Regions from separate parts of the Homo sapiens genome. Here region 2 is linked to region 1. Evidence: read pairs that join two places in POLR2A ChIA-PET (ENCODE). Cell type or tissue: OCI-LY7. All regions are shown on one strand. Each heading gives the region's core, and the rest is flanking DNA. Links, peaks and the distances in the headings are about the cores only. Region 1 has its middle 27 kb from the start of CEMIP2. Region 2 overlaps ABHD17B (abhydrolase domain containing 17B, depalmitoylase).

Evidence for each region. ChIA-PET counts read pairs that join two places held together with the same protein. Peaks named below come from ENCODE experiments on the same cell type or tissue, not always from the same donor. Only the 100,000 strongest peaks of a DNase experiment are listed, where the experiment ranks them.
Region 2: POLR2A ChIA-PET joins it to region 1 with 11 read pairs; 4 of 35 experiments call an interaction of 5 or more read pairs at or near these places.

The regions. Positions count from the first base shown.
Region 1 is chr9:71,789,478-71,802,186 of GRCh38, forward strand. No RefSeq gene overlaps it. Among named protein-coding and RNA genes, the nearest start is that of CEMIP2, 27 kb to the left of the region's middle. RefSeq lists enhancers at 4,291-4,840, 4,841-5,389, 5,926-6,015. In OCI-LY7, for the core only: no CTCF peak of the experiment used is centred there; DNase peaks (open chromatin) are centred at 6,104 and 7,604; H3K4me3 peaks cover 1,537 bases; H3K27ac peaks cover 2,064 bases.
Region 2 is chr9:71,884,968-71,897,676 of GRCh38, forward strand. The region is part of intron 1 of ABHD17B (abhydrolase domain containing 17B, depalmitoylase); the gene reads right to left. Among named protein-coding and RNA genes, the nearest start is that of ABHD17B, 20 kb to the right of the region's middle. In OCI-LY7, for the core only: no CTCF peak of the experiment used is centred there; a DNase peak (open chromatin) is centred at 7,024; H3K4me3 peaks cover 3,242 bases; H3K27ac peaks cover 6,095 bases.

The DNA.
Region 1 (12,709 bases), core at 1,640-9,639:
GATCAGCCAAGGCAATATGGCAAAACCTCATGTCTACAAAAAATACAAAAATTAGCCAGATGTGGTGGCATATGCCTTTAGTCCCTGCTACTCAGGAGGCTGAGGTGGGAGGATCGCTTGAGCCCGGAAAGAGGAGGTTGCAGTTAACCAAGATCATACCACTGCACTCCAGCCTGGATTGCATGGGAGACCCTGTCTCAAAAAAGGAAACAAAGTGTGTTGGACAGTATTTTGAAATTGTTACTAGAGGCATTATTCTTTTCTTTTTCTTTTTCTCTTCTTTTCACTTTTAAGACAAGGTCTCACTTCATTGCCCAGGCCAGAGTACAGTGGTGTGATCGTGGCTCACTACAACCTCTCGGTCTCAAGTGATCCTCCCACCTCAGCTTCTGGAGGGTAGCTGGTACTACAGGGGCACCACCCTGCCCAGCTAATGTTTTTTAAAAAAAACATAAGTTGTACAGACCAGGTCCCACTATGTTGCCCAGTCTGGTCTCAAACTCCTAGCCTCAAGTGATCCACCTGCCTTGGTCTCCCTAACTGTGGAAGCATTATTCTTAATTTCCAAGATCAGAACTCCATTAATGATAACATGGAAGGTCAGGTGAGGTGGCTCACGCCTGTAATCCCAGCACTCTGGGAGGCCAAGGCGGGTGGATCACTCGAGGCCAGGAGTTCGAGACCAGCCTGACCAACATGGTGAAACCTCATCTCTACAAAAAAATACAAAAATTAGCCAGGCATGGTGGTACATGGCTGTAACCCCAGCTACTCGGCAGGCTGAGGCATGAGAATCACTTAAACCTGGGAGGCGGAGGTTACAGTGAGTGACAGAGTAAGACTATCTCAATAAATAAATAAATAAATAAATAAATAAAACACAAGAGAACAACAGTGGACTTGGCAATGGAATTATACCACTGGGATTCAAATTTGAAAAGAAAGCAGAATGTGTCTGATTCATTCGAGAAATACTTGCAATAGGGAGTTTTTTTGTATGGATGTAGGAATGTAGGAATGGATGGATGGATGTAGAGATGAATGGACAGATGACTGGATGAATGGATGGATAGATATGCTTAAATATTTATGAACATACATCACATATTATTCTCTAAATGACTAGAGATGGCTGGAAGGAGAGATGGATTGCTAGAATGACCCTAGGTTTTCATCCTTTAGTATTCATAGCCAACTTTGACAGTAATCATATTTCTTTGTGTTGTAACACCCTCTTAGAGAAAGAAAGGAGAACTTTAGGGCTTTGCTCCTCTGAACCTCTGTCCAATCAATATGCTTTTTTTTTCTTTCTTTCTTTTTTTTTTTTTTTTTTTTTTTTTTTTTTTTTTTTTTGAGATGGAGTCTAGCTCTGTCACCCAGGCTGGAGTACAGTGGCACTATCTCGGCTCACTGCAAGCTCCACATTCCAGGTTCAAGCTATTCTCCTGCCTTAGTCTTCCAAGTAGCTGGGACTACAGGCACCATGCCAGGCTAATTTTTGTATTTTTAGTAGAGATAGGGTTTTACCATGTTGGCCAGGCTGGTCTGGAACTCCTGACCTTAGGTGATCCACCCACCTCAGCTTCCCAAAGTGCTGGGATTACAGATATGAGCCACCGTGCCCGGCAAGTCAATACTCTTCTATCATAAAATGCTCTCACCCAGCTTTGTGGCTTCAAAGAATGGATGGAGGTGTGGTAAATGGTGACAATTACAACTATTTGAGGAGTTCTTAGCCTCTATAGAAGGCACGGGGCCTCTTTAAAATCTGAAGAAAGCTAGGGCCCATCCCTCTAGAAAAAATGAGCACTATATTCTGGCATATTCAGAAGACTCATGAGACCCCAGAGTCCGTCCTTTGATTTCATTGAGGTTCATGAACTCTATGTTAAGGACTCCTAAGATAAGTTGCAGTAAGAGATGACCGGAGCTGGTAATGACAGGCAGAACTGGCCATGGATGTTTTGGAGGTCAAGCCCATGTATTCCTCTTTGACACAGAGGATCCCGACTACCTTGAATGGAGCTGAAGTAACTGGATACTTCCAATTAGAAGGAAGAGGCTGGAAGTTAATATTTTTTTTGGTAAATACTTTGAGTTATAACAATACCTTTCAGAATAAATAATTCACCACAATCCCAAGAGTTGAATTAAGGACAAGAGTCCATGATTCCTCACAAAGAAATGGAAGAAATAAAACTAAAGATGTATTCATTTATTCAACAAGTCTATATTGAAATCTCACTGTGTGCCAGGCCCCATTCCAGGAGCTGAAGACATAACAAAGAACAAAATAGACACAGTGTCTGCCATGTGGAGCTCACTTTATTGTTGAGGTAGGGGGAGGAAGACAATAAACAAATAATTACGTTACATAATGTCATAGTGTAATAAGTGCCCAAAAGAAAAATACAACAGGGTAAAGAGAAAGAGAGCAACCAGGAGGCTGCGTGACAGGGAGCAGTGAGGGAATGCCTCACTGAGAAAGACATTTGAACAGATGCCAGAATGGAGTGAAGGAATGAGCGGTGCAAGCATCTGGGGAAAGGATTTTCCAGGAAAAGAAAAAAAAAAAGGAATTGCAAATGCTCTGGAAAAGGAATGTATCCCATGTGTTTGAGAAACAGCTAGGAGTCTGCTGTGGTTGGAGGTAGGTGAGCAACGGAGTAGGGAGATAGCTGGGAGGTATCCTGGGGTCAAACCATGTAAAGGTTTGCAGGCCACAGGAAGGGCTTAAAATTGTCTTCAGCCATGTGTGGTGACTCACGCCTGTAATTCCAGCACTTTGGGAGGCTGAGGTGGGTGGATCACTTAACGTTGGGAGTTCAAGACCAGACTGGCCATATGGCGAAACCCCCTCTCTACTAAAAATACAAAAATTAGCCAGGAGTGGTGGCAGGCACCTGTAGTCCCAGCTACTCCAGAGGTTGAGGCAGGAGAATCGCTTGAACTTGGGAGGTGGAGGTTGCATTGAGCCAAAATCGCGATGCTGCACTCCAACCTGGTAGACAGAGTGAGACTCTGTCTCAAAAAAAAAAAAAAAAAGCATAAATGTTATATTTTGTCACAAGAAATAAAGGTAGATCCATGTGGGACAAAAAAAAAGAAAAGAGAAAAAGAAAAAAAGTTGTCTTTTAGGAGTTGTGGGAAGCCATCAGAAGGCTTTCAGCAAGGGAGTATCATGATCTGACTTATGTTTTATGAAGAGTCACTCTGGTGCTATGTGAAGAGAAGACCGTCAGAGGAGGACAGTGAAGGCTGAGGGACAGGAAAGAATGCTTATTTTCCATTTCCAGATAGTAACCAGTGATTTTTGGTGGCTCTAGGAAAAGGACATAGATACAAAAATTATTTGGATAAAACCGCGTTCTTTAGTCCAGTTCTTTCCATTCAGTATGTTACGAACATCCAGCTGGTAGGTCCTGGAAACCAGTCAGCAATCACCCCACTCAACATTAGCTTTTTTTTTTTTTTTTTGAGACAGAGTTTTGCTCTTGTCACCCAGGCTGGAGTACAATGGCGCAATCTTGGCTCACTGCAACCTCTGCCTCCTGGGTTCAAGTGATTCTCCTGCCTCAGCCTCCCAAGTAGCTGGGATTACAGGCGCCCACCACCACGCCCAGCTAATTTTTGTATTTTTAGTAGAGATGGGGTTTCACCATGTTGGTCAGGCTGGTCTCGAACTCCTGACCTCAGGTGACCCACCCGTCTCGGCCTCCCAAAGTGCTGAGATTATAGGCGTGAGCCACCACACCAGCCTAGCTCTTATCTTTTTTGTGCAAGTAATTTCTTGTCTTTTCCTCAATCTTCCCACTGCAAGGTAGGGATAGTAGCTAAGATATAGCCAACAAAGCCCTGGACTTGGATTCAGAAGACCTGGTCTGACAACAAAAACCTGTATAGATTGGGTAAGTCATTTAACCTCTCTGGACCTCAGATTCTTCATAAGATGAAAAATAATGCTAAACTTTTCACAGAGAAGTTATGAGAAGTAAAATTCAAAACTGTATTTGAAAGAACTTTGAGAACTGCAAAGGGCTATGCAAACAGAAAGAATGATTACTGAAGCCTGACTCAGCTCCTGTTAAATCTTAACCCAGCTCAGACCTGGCAATCACTAAAGGAAAGAAGATGGGGACAAAAATATTTCTCCCATTACTCTCTTGCACTTAGCTCTGGAGATGGTTGGCCGGAGGGCAGGCTAAGATTTTTCAGGAAAGAGAAAAAGGAATGGGAGAGACAGTGGGAACCTGAGTACTGGAGGGAAATGGGAGAGAAAACACAAGAAAAAAGCTGATTCTGGATAGTAGACAGTGGTGCCACTGCCCAGATTGCCTTTTAAGGCTTGCAGTCAATAGATAGTCTCTAACTACCAGCTATGTCAGGGTCTGACAGTGAAGAATGCACTGGCCAGGGAAGAATGCAGTGAACTGGGAAGAATGCACTGGCCTGGGAAGAATGCACTGAACTGGGAAGAATGCACTGGCCTGGGAAGAATGCATTGGCCAGGAAAGAATGCAGTGAACAAGGAAGAATGCATTGGCCTGGGAGCCCTGTCCTGAGATACAGACCACAGCGGCTCTGCCTGAGGCCCAGAATTCAGGAAAAGGCAAATCCAGACACAGAAAATGTTTCTATTCTTGAGAATGAACTGCTGGCCCTTCCAGAATGAAAGGGGCCCAATGTAGTCAACTTCTTCCCTAGTCTCTGTTGCTGGCAGCTGCACGTTTTGTAGTGGCAGTCTTGGTAAATGGGAATCCACAATGCTTGTTCCATGAGTGACCTCAATCTCTGCTACCACGGTCACTTGATTCGTGTGTCTATCATGCCAACACTGGGGTGGCCAATGACAGAGATGTCTGTCAGTCAACTGGCTAGGACATTTTGGCTACTTGGTTTTTAGTGACTCTTTTGAGGGTGCTCTCTGGTGGATGTTCACATTTTATGCACTTTATGCTCATTCCCGTATGTCTATCCACATCCCTCTCCCCTAGACCTCCAATCTTTTTCCCTCCAAGTCCCAAATCAGCTGACCAGACCATTTGCCATTGCTCATGAGTTTGTATATATCCTAACCTCAAGCTACTTCTCTTTCCACACAAAGTGGTTAGCCAAGTGCCCTCCTCAAAGCACTGCCTATTGGGAGGATTTTCCCCTGCCACTGTCTCTCAAGACCACCTTTGAGCAGACTGTGGAGAAGCTACCATCCACTTCCAGCTTGCACTCATACATAGGGCAGAGCAATCTACAAAGCAAGCTCAAATTTCTCTTTTTTCAACTTGCAATGAAGAATCCCCCATTCAGCTATGAGGGCGCAGCAATGGGAAAACAGTGGTAGGTACATTGGCAGTCTGCGCTGCTGCTCATGCAGCTTACTTCTGCCCTCTGGTCCTGCTTCTCTTCAGTCCGGCAGCACCTTCATTTTAGGATGAATTCCTGCTGGTGTCCCCTTATCTTATAACTTGGTTGATTTGCCCCAGATCACAATGAGAAGTTTCACTGCCTGGTCACTTGGCAACCATTGGCAGGCTTTCTGTCTCTACCAGAGCCTTGTAGCATGGTAGGAGTAGTTTTTCCAAAGGCATGTGATTCTCCACCAGAGATGGCATAGCCTTGCTCCAGATTCCCAAGGCCTTGAGTTGTGATTCTTCCACTGGCACTTGCCACAAAACCCATATAGCATCTTTCTCTCTTTTTAATCTACCTATCTGCACACTGAACACATAGCATCTTTTCTCATAACTGATACCTCCAATGCAAGTGTATCTGCAGGATCATATGGCCCAAGCGACAGGGCCCAGACCTGCTGCGGAGCCTTTTCTTGCGCTAGGTCCTATGTAAGCTTGGCAGTCTTTCATGTCACTGAGTATATGAGCGGGAGCAGTAATCAAAATATGCACATGGCTACAAATTTTCATCTATTTTTGCTAAACATAATGTGAAGGTGGTTGAAAGCTGGATGCCCCAGGAAGAAGTGCATCAATTTACATGTAAGATCTCGGCTCTGAGGGAAGGAAACACTAGAGAACCCTCCTCTCAAAACCACCTATGATTGCTTTTTCCTGAGGCATGCAAAAATCAGACTTTCTAGTTGATTAGCCAGGCATGAAGTTCTATCTTGACAAGAAGAAAGTACATCCTGTTGTCTTCTTGTCTCGATCTCAAATGTGCTCTTGCCAGATATTAATACATTGCCTTTCTTTAAACACAGGAAGTGGGTAAGGCAAATTTTCTCAAAGGCTCAGAACGGCACAATATTTCTCCCCTTTGCTTACATGCAGAAGATATCTGAGAATATATCTAGCCAATATGTGTAAAGTTTTCATTGACTCAAGCAAGCAGAAGAGTTCAGACAATAATAAGGCATCCTAATTGTTCTAGTGTAAAAAAAAGCTCTGCACTTATTTGCGGTTATTTTTTAAAAATCCACTTTGGAAAATGTGCAGAAAATTTCAGGCTTGGCTAATGCTCTTTTTCCATCTCATGTCCTTTAGCATATGACTCAAGTTTTCCATGTTATCATAAGGTAATTTTGCTATCTTTCATTTATTAGTGTTTATTATTAATTACTTATTATTATAATATAATGCCAATATAATCACACTTAATACTTAGAAAAATCTAGTAAAGGAGGCTGTGTCAGGGATCTACAGGACCACTCCCAGGTTAGTGATTTGCTAGAAATCTAAATATAATGACATTCATGGCTAAAATTTATTACAGTAAATAGATGCAAAGAAAAATTAGCAAAGGGAAAAGGCACATGGGCGAGGTCCAGAAGTAACCAAGCACAAGCTTCCAAGAGCCATCTCCCAGTACGGTCCCCTCCCAGTACAGTCCCCTCCCAGTAGAGTCCCAAAGGACATGCTTGATTCCTCCAGCAATGAGTTGTGACAACACATGTGAAATGTTGTCTACAAGGTGAGATAGGAGGTGGGACTCTGGAGGTGATGCTCAGAAACTGGACCAGATTGAGGACTAGCTAAAACAGGGAAGAGATAAAAATACCTCTCTGTAAGACATGCCCACAAGAGTGCCATGTCAGTTTACCATTGCCATGGCAACACCCAGAGATTTCTGCCCCTTTCCATGGCAATGACCCAATGACTCAGAAGTTACCACTCTTTTTCTAGAAATTTCTGCATAATCCACCCCTTGATTTGCATGTAATTTAAAGTGGGTATAACTATGACTGCAGAACTGCCTCTGAGCTGCCACTCTGGGCACACTGCCTGTGGGGTGGCCTTCTCCACAGAACCAGTACCTCTGCTGCTGCTGTACACTGCTGCTTCAATAAAAGTTGCTGTCTAGGCCAGGCGCAGTGGCTCATGCCTGTAATCCCAGCAATTTGAGAGGTTGACGTGGGCGGATCACTTGAGCCCAGGAGTTTGAGACCAGCCTGGGCAACATGGCAAAATACTGTCCCAACTAAAAATACAAAAATTAGCCAGCCATGGTGGCATGCACCTGTGGTCCCAGCTACTCAGGAGGCTGAGGTAGGAGGATCACTTGAGCCTGGGAGGTTGAGGCTGTAGTGAGCTGTGACCATGCCACTGCACCCAAGCCTTTGAGACTCTGTCTCAAAAAAAAAAAAAAAAAAAGGTGCTTTCTAACATGACCAGCTGGCTCTTGAATTCTTTCCTGGGCAAAGGCAAGGCAAGAACTCTCGCTGGCTAAGCCCCAGCTTTGGGGCTTACCTGCCCTGCATCAAAGGGAAGCCCATTAGGGCCTCAGTGCTGAGAATTTTTACTGGGGATGGTGGTTTATAATCTCAGTATTTTTCATTTCTAAAAGATTTATAAAGGAAAAGTAAGGATGTTCATCTATGTAGTTGTCTCTGTTAGTTTCTTTGTGTGATTGTTGGTTTTGACTTTGACCTGATGTGAAAAAATGTCCCAAGGACAGACACCAAGGAAAGCACGAGATGAGTAATCCATCAAAGCTTCTGTATGAGATGCAAGCCTTCCTCTTTCCATCTCTTCATAGGAGGAAATGGGAAGATTCTTCCCCTGAATCACAGCCCTCCAAGTGTCTACAGGATATACAGCTATTTTCACTTCAGTAGCTTCACATGGGAAAAAATCCCTGACATGGCTATCAGGTCAAAATGAATCAAGAGATAAGATATGTGTATCTGTGAGACTTTTAGACCTAAAACCAGGCTACCCATGACAACTATTTATTGGCTCTCTTAACTGTATTAAAGCACAAATACAAAAAGATAAACATGTTGTCTAAAAATAAATCAATAAATTGGTCTACTCTACCCACTTCAGCATTGCGAAGGAACTACTGTGCAACTCAGTCTACACTGTGCTGTTTCTTCTGGCACGTTTCTTGAATTTGATTTGCACAGCAGAAAAGAATCCTCTCATAGGGCATTATTTATGTATCAGCACAGCAAATACTTTGGTCAGCTACCCAATACTAATAAAACTAACGCCTGTTTATGGTTCATCTTAGTCTCACTTGTTTTCTCTTTTCAAATTGTGTTGTTGCTGTTATTGTTGCCATTGTTGTTGTTGAGACAGGGTCTTGCTTTGTCACCCAGGGTGGAATGCAGTGGTACAATCAACGGCTCACTGCAGCCTCAACCTCCCGGGCTCAAATGATCCTCCCACCTCAGCCTCCTGAGTAGCTGAGAGTACAGGTATGTGCCACCATGCCCAAAGAGTTTTATTTATTTTTGTAGAGATGAGGTCTCACTATGTTGCCCAAGCTGTCCAGCTGTCCTTAACTGGACTCAAGCAATCTTCCCTCCTTGGCCTCCCAGAGTGCCGGGACTATAGGCATGAGCCACTGTGCCCAGCCTTTTAAATGTTTTAATTGGCAAATAATAAATTTATTTATGGGGTATAATGTGTGATATTTTGATATATGTATACAATGAAATAAATAAATCAAGTCGATTAACATATTGATCACCTCACTTATTATTTCAGTCTCTCTTGTTTATTTTCAAACCTTAGAAGCTTTGTATAAATAAAAGCATATTTAGCCTTAAGGAATGAAGTCAGTGGTTATTTCAACCACCTCTTGGCCCATATGCCCTTCCGTTTTTCTCCCCAAACCGTGCTTTTATGATCAATATGCCTCTCTAAGCTTAGGTGAAAATTTCAGCCCCATAATTTATAAGTGAAGTGAGCTTGGACCAGCTACTTAAACTTTCTGGCTTCAGTTTCTTCATCTGTAAAATGAGAATGATAATAATATTCATCTCTTGAAGTAGCTGAAAGAATTAATTATACAATGCATGCAAAGCCCTTAGCATACTGCCTGATACTTAATAAATGCTTAACATTTTTTTATTTATTTTTCTTTATTATCATAAAGGCCACTCGGTGATCATTGATAATCCATTTTGAAAAGTCTGTACAATCTATTAGAACAGAAATTCCTTTGGCCAGGCATGGCATCGCACACCTGTAATCCCAACACTTTGGAAGGCCAAGGTGGTGAATTGCTTGAGCCTTAGGAGTTTGAGGCCAACCTGGGCAACATAGCAAGACCCCATCTCAACAACAACAAAAAAGAAATTATTTTATTTTCTTCTTTTTTGACCTGAAGCATTTATGTAATGTTGGTACTGTTCTTATCTATGAAGACTGGGTATTGGGAAAGTCATGCAAAAACCCAGGAGAACCCTTTGGTGCCAAATGTTGAGAGTATAGGGGTCCATCAGGGACTAAATGTGAGCTAAAAGTCACAAGGTTCCAGGCAACAGGAAGATAGAGCACCAGCTGAAACCCTGAGATAACTTTGGAACTAGGAATGGAGGCCACCTTTACTGACACTTTCTTGTAATCTTTCCCAATCAATTTTGCTTATTTGGTATGTGGGTTGCTATGGTGATGGGATAATGGGAAGAAACTGTACAACAGATGGTCCTAATCTATTTAAACTTTACTAAAGTTTATTCCTTTGAGGTAAAACTGTGACAGCACATACCTAGTTGCTAAGATGCCACTAAGCATCATGACTTTAGTCTGGCCTCTGTCTTCCCTATACATCCTTGTAACCCAGGGATGCCACCATTTATGCCAAGTAATACGATTTGGTGAGGGTTAAAGACTGCTATTTGGTAGCAGTTAAGCATATGCTTATGTAAGGATCTAAAGGCTGAGCACGGTGACTCACACCTGTGCTTCCAGCACTTTGGGAGGCCAAGCCGGGAGAATCACTGGAGGCCAGGAATTCAGGTCCAACCTGGGTGACATAGTGAAGCCCCATCTCTATAAAAACTAGAAAAAAATTGCCAGTGTGGTGGTGCACACCTGTACTCCCAGTACTTGGGAGGTTGAGGTGGGAGGAGCACTTGAGCCCAGGAGGTTGAAGCTACAGTGAACTTTGATCATGCCATTGCACTCCAGCCTGGCAAACAGAGATACAGAGTTAGACCTCATCTAAACACACAACACACACACACACACACACACACACACACACACACAAGAATCTAAAAGATTTTACTATAAAGTTGTAAAAAGAACTTGAGATTTGGAATCACAAAAATTTAGCTTTCAAAGCTTCCCTCCACCACTTAATAGCTCTGTGTTCTTGGATGTTTGTTTACCTCTAGAACCTTATACAACAGGACAATAGTGTCTGTTCTCACTGCTTAGTAGTTGTTATGATAATCAAATGAATTAACAAACTTGGAAACTGTTTATGAACTGTCACACATCATAAAGGTATTTTGGTACTATCCAAATGACTGCCTTAGAGTGAGGCTCCATGCAACCTTTTCAGAGAAGTTGCTGCCTGTCTCCCAGAATAAGGTTAATGAGCTGAATTAGAAGGTGACACTTCCCAACAAACCACCAACCTAATGAGCACCCCGAATAAGAGCTTTGGAAAAGCACTGCATTGAACAAAATGTCTTTTAAACCTGTTTACCTTCTCCCAAAAATTTCTTAGTAGAAAACAAAATTAAAGACCATCTCTCTCTCTCTCTTTTTTTTTTTTTTTTTAAGAGACAGGGCTCGCTCTGTCACCCAGGCTGGAGTTCAGTGGCACAGTCACAGCTCACTGCAGCCTCGAACTCCTGGGCTCAAGCAATCCTCCTGCCTCAGCCTCCTGAGTAACTACAACTACAGGCATGTGCCACTGCACCTGGCTGCAAGATCGCCTCTCTAAAAAAAAGAAAAAACAAAATTAAAACTGTAAAATTAAAAGTTTACCAAATGCTTACAATAACTCATGCCTGGCCATTTTTTAAAAATAAAATACAGGTTGAAATTAGTACAAATCCATTCAGACCTTACCTAAACAGAAAGAACCAAGCTGTAACATTTGATGACAGTTTGAAAATATCTATTGGAATAATGGTACAATCTATAAGATACTGAGGCTTAACTCTATAAAAGATATCATCAGCAAGTATGGGTAAGGTTGCTAAATATTTTTCAAGCTGATTTTTTTTTTTTTTTTTGAGGCGGAGTCTTGCTCTGTCGCCCAAACTGGAGTCCAGTGGCGCGATCTCGGCTCACTGCAAGCTCCGCCTCCCGGATTCACGCCATTCTCCTGCCTCAGCCTCCCAAGTAGCTGGAACTACAGGCGCCCGCCACCACGCCCGGCTAATTTTTTTGTATTTTTAGTAGAGATGGGGTTTCACCGTGTTAGCCAGGATGGTCTCGATCTCCTGACCTCGTTATCTGCCCGTCTCGGCCTCCCGAAGTGCTGGGAGGAAGCTGATTTTTTAACCTATTAAAACGTTTGACAGGTTATACCTCCATTTCCTTGCAGTTAGTATTCTGGGTTATTTCTAGCCAAAGGTTGAGATTTCTGTACTTAGGATTATGATTTTTATCTTTATATGTATCTCTTACAGTGTGGCTGTCAATTTCATAAATGAACTATTTCCCCATCTTCTAGCTTTGATGAGGTTTTTTTTTTAAAAAATAAGGAAATTAAAGCCAAAGAGCCTCTTATTTCTATTAAGATTAATTTTTTATCTTTGAATATTTATTCTAAAATGTGGGGTACATAATTTGCCTAAGCCCTTTAGCAATAGCAGAGCAAGCCAAATTTCAGCATATGTGATAGTCATAATTATGTAAGATCATTTTTTAACATGTTTCCATTTTCTATCTGTTCTGTCTTCCAAGATGTCATATCCTTTGCAAAGAAAATGAATAAAATATAAAATGTGATATATTTCCATCTCTGCAGAATATTTTTCACTTCATTGAAACTTGATACATAGATTCAACATAGACTATTAGTTCTAAAATTATTTGAGTATCTGTATTAAGCTTTAATCATTTTTTAATTGTCGTCTTCGTGGAAAAGAAACCTAAATTTTTTTCACAATGTGCCGTATTTTACAAAGTTTGCAACATTTTTAAAAGAATTTTCCTCTCAACAAGAATAATTTTTTTCTCCTAATTAAGCAATAAATAGAAGTATGCAAAAGAAGCCATTGGTTTAAAACTACATGGCAATAGAAAAGGCTTTTGTTTTCGCCTGCTTTGAGGAAACTCAATATAGTGTTTTAGAAAGGTTGGCAGAGGTGCTGACGGGGAGAAAAGGAGGCCCCCTTGCCCCAGTTTCAAGCCTTTTAAACCGAACTTGCATTCTAGGTCATCCACTATGTGTGGTGGTTAGGCTCCTAGTTTAGAATATTTTACATAGATAAAGAGAGGCTTTTTTCATATGAAAAAAAGCTCAATATCACTGATCACTAGAGAAATGCAAATCAAATCCACAA
Region 2 (12,709 bases), core at 3,019-11,018, 97 kb after region 1:
AAACAGAATCTTTTTCATATGGGGGCAAAAGAGAAGCAGTCAAATAAAAATCTATGAACCTAAGTGGGGGCAGGTGGAAAAAGCCTTGCAAGTTACTCAAATCACTCAATGTGTTATGAAACACAGAGAAGGACCCTATTCCAGGGAGGAGGGAATCTTGCCCCTCTTGCAATAAATACACAAAATGAAAGGTCAGGCCGGGAACGGTGGCTCATGACTGTAATCCCAGCAATTTGGGAGGCCAAGGCAGGAGGATCACTTGAGGTCAGGAGTTCGAGACCAGCCTGGCCAACATGGTGAAACCCCATCTCTACTAAAAAAATAATAATAATTAATATAAAAATTAGCCAGGCGTGGAGGCGTACACCTGTCATCCCAGCTACTCAGGAGTCTGAGGCAGGAGAATGGCTTGAACCCGGGAAGCAGAGGTTACAGTGAGCCGAGATTGCACCACTGCACTCCAGCCTGGGTGACAGAACAAGACTCTGTCTCCAAAAAAAAAAAAAAAAGGGGGTCACCTCAATGTTAAACAGATGGCCCATTGTGAAAATTAAGGTTTTCCTTTTGGCAGGGCATTCAACAATTTCTTCACTTACAGCAAGAGCAATTTCCTAAAATTGTATGAAATAATAATTTAAGAATCTGCTTCTCCTGGTAACGTTTTCCTCCTCAATGACAAAGAAAAAAGATAAATAACTGATTCTTTCTCAGCAAAACAGGAAGACTAATGTAAAAAAAAGTCCCTAAATAGAATGACCTACTGTATCTCCTTCCTCTCTTCTAACGTAAGAAATTACTGACATGACTCCTGTCAATTTTTGACATAATAACAATTTACTAGGGGAAAAAAAATCTCCTTTTGATCTCCTTGTAATAGTTTCTTGGTAATGCAGACCAACTCATATTACTACTAATTATTATAAGGTTTAAGATTTTTGTTGTACTGAACTAGCATTAAAAGTCTTTAAAAGCAGGTTTAGAGAAAACATTTAAAAGAATGCTTATATCTTTCTTCATTTTGTGTGATATGTTGACAACTATGCTCAGTACACTGTATGTGATAAACCATTTAAATTTTGATATATTAGATTTCATGTTAAGAACTATAGTCTAAAATTCAAGATGAATTACTCCATTTATGGATAACTCTGGGGATGCAATATCATTCTGTGTAATCTGTAGTAGTATTCAAAGTATAGCTACATGTGAAACTCTAAGCTCTGAGTGTTATGGTTTTTAGAAAGCCATACACATTACAGAGTTTAGTACATACAGAGAAGCTGAATATTCACCTTGAAAGAAGATGAAGCATCCAAAACACAGTATCAAAGTTTCCTGGGCCAGGCACAGTGGCTCATGCCTGTAATCTGAGCACTTTGGGAGGCCGAGTCAGGAGGATCTCTTGAGGCCAGGAGTTCAAGACCAGCCTGGGCAACATAGGGAGACCCTGTCTCAAAAAAAAAAAAAAAAAATCCACTAACTCACTAACTACAACTTGAACAGGAGGTACTTAGTTGTAACAATGTTTTAAAACATTTTCTATCTTATCTGGGCATGCCTTATGCAGGACCAAAGCTCGTCACACTCTGTTGCCCCGGCTGGAGTGCAGTGACGTGATCTCGGCTCACTGCACCCTCCGCCTCCCAGGCTCAAGCGATCCTCCTACCTCAGCCTCCCGAGCAGCTGGGACCACAGGTGTGTGCCACCATGTCTGGCTAATTATTCGTACTTTTTGTAGAGACAGGGTTTCATGGATGAAACGGGTTCACAGATGAAACAAGTTTCATCTGTGAGATCAAAGGGCTCAAAATTCAGGTGACTTTGCAGGAAAAAGTCAGCTCTGCTTGAAGACACAAACTGGATGAACTGCATGCTACATGAGTTTTTAAACTCGGAGAAAAAATTTAAAAATATTAATGTTTTAATATTTTGAATTAAAAGAAGAAATTTTTGCAAAACCTCTTCTTTGAAAAAGAATCATGTCTGGTACTTTTAAGGTAAAGTTGCAATTTTTAAATACCAATAAGATTCTAGATATAGAGTGTAACAGTGCCAATGGGTCACTTGAAAACACCCTTAGAAGTGTGGGTTTTGTTGGGGTAAACTGAACAAACGCCTTAATAATTTGAGTTTAGAAAAATTTAGAGGAGTTTCTCAAATGGAAAAAAAAATGTACTGGGCAATGTGCAAATAAGAGTCCTTTCTCACTGGTGGAAAGTACTGGAGTTAGACGAAAAAAGAAAGTTGAGGTGAAGATAGGAGGCATCAACCAGAGACATCAAAATAGTGTCAGTTCTAGTGTAAGTTGTGAACTTACTATCCTAGTAAAAAAAAAGCTAGTAAGGTTCAGAAATGAAGATGTTAGATCTATGATGACATTATAGTAGAAGATGAAAATTAAGGGTAAAGAGTCTATAAGCTGTGCCAAGCAAACTAATTTGGGTCAGAAGTCCTATTTATTTTAATGCAGTGCTTTTTATTACTTTTGTTTTCCCTCAGTTTCTTGATACTGCTAGACACTGCACTAGCTAAGCACTCACTCTCCACATATGATTATTTAAATTTAAATTACCTAAAATTAAATATTCACTTCTTCAATCCCACCAGCCACTGTGGCTACAAGTTACACAGCATAGTATGAATATTTCTTTCACTACAGAAAGCCCTAATGGGCAGTGCTGAACGAAAACCTTTGAAACCCAGACAATCCAGAACAAACAGTTCCATGCTTTAAATTCATACTAGCTTCAAATGCTAAAGAGCACCTTCCTTCCTGGCTTTTCCATCAAAGTACATATACGTAAATCTCATAGATCTTTCTGTTGAACATTGATAAAACACACAGAACTAAGTGAGATTGCCTACACAAGACTATTCTGGAAAATTTTATCTTTATGACACAGACTTATTTCTAACCCAATTCTAACATAAAAGCCATTTTATTAAAAATGAGCAGTGCAACTCAATTAGGCTATCTATATGTTTTAATCCACGGTTTGATGAATCAAAAGGATTCATGTTCTTGAGAGGTTCCTTGTAAGCTGAAGTTGCAAGTAAACCATGAGAAAGTGTAAAAAACACTTGTGACTATTAGCTAATGAATTTCTGAACATAGTCCAAAACAGTATCCTAAACACTTACAATCTTGATGATCCACCAGAGCAATGTCCTAACAAGTGAACAAAGTCTTACTGATGGAGCAGTAAAATAGGTTGTTGGTTTTTGCATATGCTAGTATCACATATTCCTATAAAACTTTTGGTGACTGGAAAGTACAATTAGCTCAGGGCTTTTAAAAGTCACACCTTTACCTGTTGCTGAGCGTAAGCTAGACATGAACAGACACATGTTTTCTCTCCCTAATCATCAGCTTTTGGCATTTCTATTCTAAGAATCCAAATCATGCTTATCCTCAAACTCAAAGTTCATAGAAAAGCTGTCATATTACATTGTTCCAGAAACATTCCACAATGCACATTATTCCCTAGTTTATAAGTAAAATAAGTCCCTGAGAAACTTTTCAGGTGAGTACCTACTCAGTATTTTTCATACCATAGAACACCCATATGTACCTCAATATTATCTAGTCAATGTAGTCACAAATCTCACAAAATTTAAGGATTATTGATTATAAATAATGAATACAATCTTTTTTTAAAAAGAGGTTCATATTATGGGTACCCCAGTTTGAATTTCTAAGAGTTACAAAAAAGATTATTTCTAAGAGTTTATACAAAAAGTTTATAAAACCATTTACAGGTCAATACAGCATATGAGCATGGACCCACACAACCCTTATTTACCAAGCAGTAAATAAAATAAGGTGTTTCAATAAAGTTAAAAAAACTTTACCAAACAACAACAAAGGTTTTGTTTTTTAGGCAACTGAAACTGCTGTAAAACATATTAGAGCTACAGTGAAAAGACAAAAACGTAAACGGTGATAATACTACTACTGTATGCAAATAAATATTAGTCAAGTTCCACAATAGGGATTTGATATTTTAAGAAATAACATTGCTATTATGAAAGTATTACAAGACAAAGTTTAAAAAAAAAAACAAACCAGCCAGGTGCAGTGTCTCACGCCTGTAATCACAGCACTTTGGGAGGCTGAGGCGGGCGGATCACAAGGTTAGGAGTTCGAGACCAGCCCGGCCAATATAGTGAAACTCCATCTCTACCAAAAATACAAAAAAATTAGCCAGGCGTGGTGGCAGGCGCCTGTAATCATAGCTACTCGGGAGGCTGAGGCAGGTGAATCACTTGAACCTAGGAGGTACAGGCTGCAGTGAGCCGAGATTGCACCACTGCACTCCAGCCTGGACGACAGTGCGAGACTCCGTCTAAAGAAAAAAAAAAAAATCAAACCGCATGTTACACTATTTTTTAAAAGTCTCCTCGCCAGGCTAAAATTAGGATTGGTTAAAAGTCCACTTCAAAAAATGAAGTTCCCTAGATACTGTCTCCAACTCATAAGAGTAGAGGTTTATATTGGGAAAACCTCCTCTGAGGAATCAGACTAATCTGAAAGACATATCTTAAAAGAGACTGATATGGCAAATTACACAGGGAAGTTGGGGGATCTGGGAGCGTATTTGTGCGATACTGGTGGGGGACAGCTATGCTCTCTACTGTAAGTGGGATGTCAACATGTAAGAAGTAGTAATATAATACTGTTATCTAGCGACATGGAAGTAAACACCAAAAGAATCATTCAAAAATAACTAAATGCCCCTGGGAATTTGTAGAATTATTTGGCTTCCTGACCACATACATGTACAAAACTGATAAAAAACAAAAAATGACCAAAACAAACAAACAAACAAAAAAACACTTAAAACTTCTTTAGTCTCTTCCCTAATCCCAACCCAAACCTCAGCCTTGTTCTCAGAAATTACAATTTTGGGTCATTTGTTTTTAATTCTTCTAGTGCTTACTACCATACTCATTTTTTAAAAAAATCCATTATTTCTTATCACAGTGTAGCCTCATTATAAAAGACTGAGCGGGCTGGGCAAGGTAGCTCATACCTGGAATCCCAGCACTTTAGGAAGCAGAGGCAGGTCGATCACTTGAGGTCAGGAGTTTCAAGACCAGCCTGGCCAACATGGTGAGACCCTGTTTCTACTAAAAATAAAAATAAATAAATAAATAAATAAATAAATAAATATTAGCTGGGAGTGACGGTGCATGTCTGCAATCCCAGCTAGTCGGGAGGTTGAGACAGGAGAATAGCTTGAGCCCAGGAGACAGAGGTTGCAGTGAGCCAAGTTTGTGCCACAGCATTCCAGCCTGGGTGACAGAGCTGGACTCTGTCACACAGACACACACACACACGAAAGACTGAGAAGATTTACCCTAATTCCCACCTTCTATGCTCATTCTGATTTATTTTAGTTTGTATTAGTTATAACTTTAGATATTATAGCTGAACCTGTATTTCTTATTCTATCAACTTTAGGAAGTTTCTTCTGGCTCCCCCATGTAATCATATACCATTATTGCTGACTATACAATTAAGTTTCACATTAAGTTTTATATCATTTGCAATTTATTAAGTTTTTATCTATTGGTTGATTCTCATTAATTGGATAATAAAAAGTACTTACAGTGTCATTCACTGCCCATCCAAGGGGCATGGTAAAACTCAGAGAATAAACAGCAATTTTATGTCACTAAATTCCAAGTGTCAAGGTGTTTACATTCTTGATACTCAATTACACCTCACTGTTCAAAAATAAGGCACATTTTCGTTTGCTTCACATTTGGACTTTCAGAAGAGGCTTTAATTTTCTGAAGTTTTTGCCTTTTTATTACATTTAACATATTCCAATTTATTAGAATTTGTTCAACAAAATCCATGTTGTTCTTAAAGACATGTTTAGACCCCAGTGATTTCTGTTTTAATTTGAAATAATTATGTTCTGGGTTAGTTCACAGCCCAGTTGCCTGCCTACCTAGTACTTCTTTTCATCACATACCTCTGTTGATTCTGAATCTCAAGCTCCTTTTTGTAAGATTTTTTTGTTTGATTTTGCTGTACTACAACTCCCAAGCACTACCCCCCACCCCCTTACCCAAAGGTCTGGCGAAGTAAACTACACTGTTATGTATACTTCCACACTTACAGCAAACTAGGTCTGCTTCAGAATTATAGGTTGTTTCTTAAAATTCTCCTCGAAATTTAAATCATTGGTCCACATTTTCTAGTACCAAGTAATAAAAGTGTCTACCAATCTGATTTTTTAAAAGTGATTCTCATCTCTCAAAAATATTTATGAGATTTCCCTACATCCTTAGCTCTGAAATTTCATAAGCCTATTATCTAAATGTGTGTTATTGTTTGTCCATTTTGTTTTATACTTAATGGGTCCATTTGATCTAAAGCCCCGAGTCTTTACTTAGCTCAGATAATTTTTCTTCTATTTCCTCTCCATCTTCTCTGTTCCATGTGGAATTCCTTTTTAGGAATCCTAGGACTATCCACTATATCTATAAAGCTTTTCTTTTTGTTCTCTTCATTTGTGTTTTTCAGGTAATGCTTGTTCATCTTGGGTTTCATGCTGTTGGAATGCTTCTTTCTTGACTGTTCATATTTCTAAGCAAAGAACTAAATTGGGTTTCCTTTATATTTGTGTAAGCCTATTGACCCAGAAGGCCTATAGTCTGAATAGGACTGACTGCAGAATTGGAACTCCTGTAACTGCTAGAATAAAGAGGATTTTGGAGATAGAGTAGTCAGTGTCAGTCTGTCTCTCACAAACACACACATACGCACTCTCTCTCTCACACACACTCATACCCTGTCTATAGGGCAAACAAGTATGTTCTGTTTATCTCTTCAATGGGACCAGAAGATACTTTACAAATATTCGAGAACATAGTACAGCTTTAACTCTTGGTCCAATAATGTAATTAAAAATTTTACCCAGTAAATTCTTCTAGTGAGATGCCAACGAAGCCTTTGGACAGCACGATAGCACAGTGTAGTCCAAAGAGCACTAAGAATCAAAAGAGCCATGGCTTTCAGTTCTAGTTTTACTATTAAAAAGCTGGTGACTTTAGGGAAGTCAATCTCTTTATACCTCATTTTCCTTTTCTACAAAGTGAAAAGCATAAACTGATAATAAGGTTTCTTCTAGTTCTAAAACTTTGTAACTAAGATGTTCTCATAAGCTTCAGATACAATCTTCCATAGTATATAAAAAGAATGAAGAAATTTATAATTTGAAAAACTTCAGGTTTTCAAAGTTGTTCCGGCTACTAAAAACAAAGCTCCTGGCCAGGCGCAGTGACTCACACCTGTAATCCCAGCACTTTGGGAGGTCGAGGTGGGCGAATCACGAGGTCAGGAGATCGAGACCATCCTGGCTAACACGGTGAAACCTCATCTCTACTAAAAATACAAAAAAATTAGCCAGGCGTGGTGGCGGGCGCCTGTAGTCCCAGCTACTTGGGAGGCTGAGGCAGGAGAATGGCATGAACCCGGGAGGTGGAGCTTGCAGTGAGAGGAGATCACGCCACTGCACTCCAGCCTGGGTGACAGAGTGAGACTCCCTCTCAAAAAAAAACAAAAACAAACAAACAAAAAACACAAAGCTCCTAAACAAGTACACTATATTTACCAAAATTTAGTTAATATAAAATTTATAAACATAAATTTACATTTAGCAAATTAATTTGGGGGGGGGAAGGCAGGTGATAAGGTGGGGGAAGTGCAGAGGTGAGAGAGTAAGGGAGGTTGTCATTTCCTACAGCTGTTTTCCAAAATGAGTGGTTTTTGTATCTTGGTCACTGTAGGGAAATAATGTTGTGTTTTTTAAATTATGGTAAAATATAGATAAAAGTTACTATTTTAAGTGTACAGTTCCATGGCATTAAATACATCCACATTATTGTGCAATTATCACCAGATTTTATTTTTCATCTTCCCCAACTGTAACTCTATACCCACTAAACAATAACATCATTTTCTTCTCCTGCCAGCCTCTGGCAACCACCATTTTGTCTCTATGAATTTGACTATTCTAAGTACCTCATACAAGTGGAATTATACAATATTTGTCCTTTTGTGACAGGCTTATTTCATTGTAGCATGTCTTAGAATTTCCCTTCCTTTTCAAGGCTGAAAAATATTCCATTGTACCTAAAACAAACTATTTTGTCCTTTGCACTCACACCACAACAATCACCAGAATACTTCTGTGACCAGATGTATGAGAGATTTCCCCCAATGCAAGCAATCGCTTCTGCAGTGGACACCAGGTGGGTGTCCTCCCACCCAGTTCAATTCCAACATTATCTACCTGGAGACAGTGTCACATCCCACAGGTTGAGGGCTCCCCACTTCCAATCCCAATCTAAAGCCCCAGGTTGTTTTACCTATGCTTCTGACTAACTGGCTATAAATTGGGGTTCCCACAACCTCTTACTCCAGTCTGATTAATGTGTTAGAGCGACGCACAGAACTCAGGGAGACAGATTTACCAGTTTATTATAAAGGATATTACAAAGGATACAGTTGAAGAGATGCACAGGGCAAGGCATGTAGGAAGGGGATGCCACCCTCCATGTGCTCAGCCATCTGGAAGCTTTCTGAATCCAGTCCTTTTGGATTTTTATGGAAGCTTTGTTAAGTAGGCAATGATTGATTAAATCACTGGCTGTTGGTATCAACTTAACCTTCACGCCCTCTCTCCTACCCAGAGATTAACAGGCAGGACTGTAAATCCCAACCCTCTAATCCTGCCTGTTTCTGGGTAACTAACATCCATCCAATAGCTACCTAGAGGTGCATGGCTTTCAGTCAACTTGTTAGCATACAAAGATACTTCACTGGCCGGGCGCGGTGGCTCACGCCTGTAATCCCAGCACTTTGGTAGGCCAAGGCGGGTGGATCACAAGGTCAGGAGATGGAGATCATCCTGGCTAACATGGTGAAACCCTGTCTCTAATAAAAATACAAAAAAATTAGCTGGGTGTGGTGGCGGGCACCTGTAGTCCCAGCTACTCGGGAGGCTGAGGCAAGAGAATGGTGTGAACCCAGGACAGCGCTTGCAGCGAGCTGAGATCGCACCACTGCACTCCAGCCTGGGCGACAGAGCGAGACTCTATCTCAAAAAAAAAAAAAAAAAAAAAAAAAAAAAAAAAAGGATACTTCACTTTGGAGATTCTAAGGATTGTTGGAGTTGTATGACACAACACAAGAATGAAGATCAAATATATATTTCACAATATAATGCACATTTTGCTTGTCCTTTCATCTACTGATGTTTGACTTATTTCTTATTTATCAGTTGGTAACAAAATAGATACTATAACCAATTTGTGTATACATATAAAACTGGATTAAGGTAATAAATACATTAAATTTCAAATTTTTTAGATTTTTTAAAGATGGTGTCTCAGTCTGTTGCCCAGGCTGGAGTGCAGTGGCACCATTTGGGCTCACTGCAACCTCTGCCTCCTGGGTTCAAGTAGGCTCTGCCTCAGCCTCTCAAGTAGCTGGAATTACAGGTGCCCCGCCACGACACCCAGCTGCCAAAATTTTTAGAAGTTTTATCTTTAGCACTTGGGGCATTATTACTAAAAAATTAAATTGCAGTCTGTACATATTATTAAAAGCTACCTTCTAAAAGCATGGAAATGTATACAAAGGGCCCAGAAAGTCTTATTTCAAAAGGAACTAGACTTCTTGGGCTTAAAAATGTTCATTTTAGCCAGGTGTGGTGGCTCATGCCAGCTACTTGGGTGGCTGAGGTAGGAGAATACTTGAGCCCAGAAATTTGAAGCTGCAGTAAGCTATGATCACACCATGGCACTACCAGTCTAGGTGACAAAGCAAGAACACGTCTCCTAAAAAAAAAAAGTTTCTTTTGATTGTACAATTAATCAAATGAACCATTTCATAAATCATTTACTAACTATAAGGTCATGTTTGTCCTTATTAGTTTTGAACCATATAACATACCCCTCCCCACTGCACATACTTAAATTCAAGTATACCTACACCTAGCAATGGCTGCCACACAGAAATCACTCAAAAGCCACTGCTGGCTGAGCTGAATTTTGTCAAAACAAATCAAACAGTATTATTATTGACTGGCAAATCCAAACTTTCAGGTTTAAAACTTTGCTAGGTTAGAAAAGCCAGGCTAGTGTTAATTTACCAAAACACACTTATGCAGCACTTACTAGGTCTTGCTCCAAGTGCTTTAACAATCCTATGAGATAGATATTATTTTTTCCTCCCTCCTCCCACCCCATTTACAGATGAGGAAACAGAAACATAGATAAGTTTAACTTATGCAAGACCACAGTGTTAGTAAATGGTAAAGCCAGGTTTCATATTCAGCAGTCATCAGGAAGTGTTCTTAGACCTGGAAGCCAAGAAGTTATAACTTCTTAAGGAATTTGACTAGACCAGTACTTACTTGCCTAAAGACTATGTCCTGGCCAAATAGGGTATATAATTGTGTTTCAGGCTGAATTATCTGTCTTTGCAACTTACTCTCAAGATTCTTCTGCCTTCTGTAGAATACCAGTATGGAAAAAGGAGGCTATGACCCAGTATAGATTTTTAAAGTTGAGAAGTACTACATTACCTTACTTTGTAAAGTCTGCAATTTGAAGAATGCATCAAGCTGTTCAGCCTCTGAAACACCAATCTGTCAATGTTCTAATACTTAGTTAACTTTCTTATTAATATCTTCTACCAGAAAATGTCAATGTCTCAGGATAACATTATACTGTATATTGCTCTCAGACCTGACTTTGGACAAACCCTTATTTGGATGGTTCGGAGCTAGGTACTATTTAATCAATTCCATGCAAAATCACTTAATGTGCCAACAGCTTGGGGTCAAGCCTAAAAATTACTTTGGAATGCAACAGGACTATTTAGAGCTGTGGTTCATGGAAAACTCCTGAAACTACATGCAAAATTTTGGGACAAAAGGTCCAAAATATTTAATAACAGACTGACTTGAAAACTACTTTCTCAAAACTCTGGAGGTTCTTAAGATATATTACATTTTCATTTTAAGCTTCTCAGGCTTTACCACTCACCCAATCTAGAACAGCTATAATATCTTAATTTCTATTCAGAAAGCTAAAAGAACCCTTCCTTTTTGCACCTATCTCATCTGTGGTTAAGATGGATATTTCCAGTGCTGTGTAAGACATTTGTTACAAAATAAACCAAGCTGAATCTTAATCTACTCATATCTTGATTCAGTGAATGCTCATTCTGTCCCCAACTTCACTTCTATATGATTAACATTCTCAGCTGTAGATAGGAATTTCTACATTGTACTCCTGACTTCAATTTCTTTTTTTATCTTTTAGAATTGCATAAAATTGCAGACTACAAATGTAGTAGCAGACTTCTTATCCCTGCCCTGAAAATATGTCTACATACGGGCATTAAGGAATATCCCTAGTTCTGTCACCTATCCAGTGGGGGTTCAAGAGAACTTGGTCAAGATATCAAACTTCTAAAAAATATCTTGAGTTCTTGGTAACTTAGAGATACTGGTGAAGGAGGAGGGTTAGAATTTCAGCCTGCGAATAAAAAAGATGCCAAATTTGTAGCATAAGGCTTCAGCTTTTCCTAGTGGAAATGCTGTTTAAAAAGTCCTCTGATGGTTATTACAAAGTCAAGCAAATAAACAGGGGGTCTATGTATATATACAGTTCTATCTTCTACCAAAACACACACACACACACACACACATATATATATATACCTTCTTCAAGACATAGGAGTGTCCCTCTCCTCACCTTTTCAAAGGCAAATGACAGAATTAAAAGGGAAAATGGGATAAATGGACATAGAGAAAATTGATTAAACCCCTGTATAGGTTTTCATGTTGTTACAAAAAAGATCCTTTTTTCTGAGCTGAAGAAGCTGAATTTGGTTAGGAAATGTCATTTCTCTCTTCTAGCAGCCCTGGGGCTGATTATATACAAAACCTCTTAGAATAAGGGTTAAGATGTTCAGTGGTGGGTGCCCAAGAGGAAGTACAGAACAATAAGAAAATGTTTAGGTCTCTCATTGGAGACACATGAATTTATAACTAGAAAGAATTTTAGGTGCCAACTAATGGCTAATAAATCAATCTGTCCCCTTTTTACCTAAAGATTAACCAAGAAAAGTTACAGAAGTGGCAGCTCCAAGAATAACCTATAAAACTAATTAATAACAGTTGGCTTAGAGGGTTTCAACCACTCCATATCATTAAACTTCTTGTAACCTTGCCCTACACGAGATATAAAGTCATTCTGCAGGCCACGCTCAGTGGCTCATCCCAGCACTTTGGGAGGCCAAGGTGGAAGGATCACTTGAGCCTGAGTTCAAGACCAGCTTGGGCAACATAGTGTGTACAAAAAATAAAAATTAGCTGGGTGTGGTGGCACACGCCTGTGGTCCCAGCTACTCAGGAGTCTGAAGTGGGAGGAGTACCTGAGCCCAGGAGTCGAGGCTACAGTGAGCCATGATCGTGCCACTGCAATCCAGCCTGGGCAACAGGGGAAGACCCTGTCTCAAAAAATATAAAAAATGAAATTAAAATGAAGCCATCTTGCAAAGAATTTATTTCCCAAAGGAAGTTATATTCCTCGTTTAACTATCAATCCCTTTTCCATATACTATATATAATACCTTTTTAGTAGAGATATGGGGGAATTATAACATTTATGCACTCTC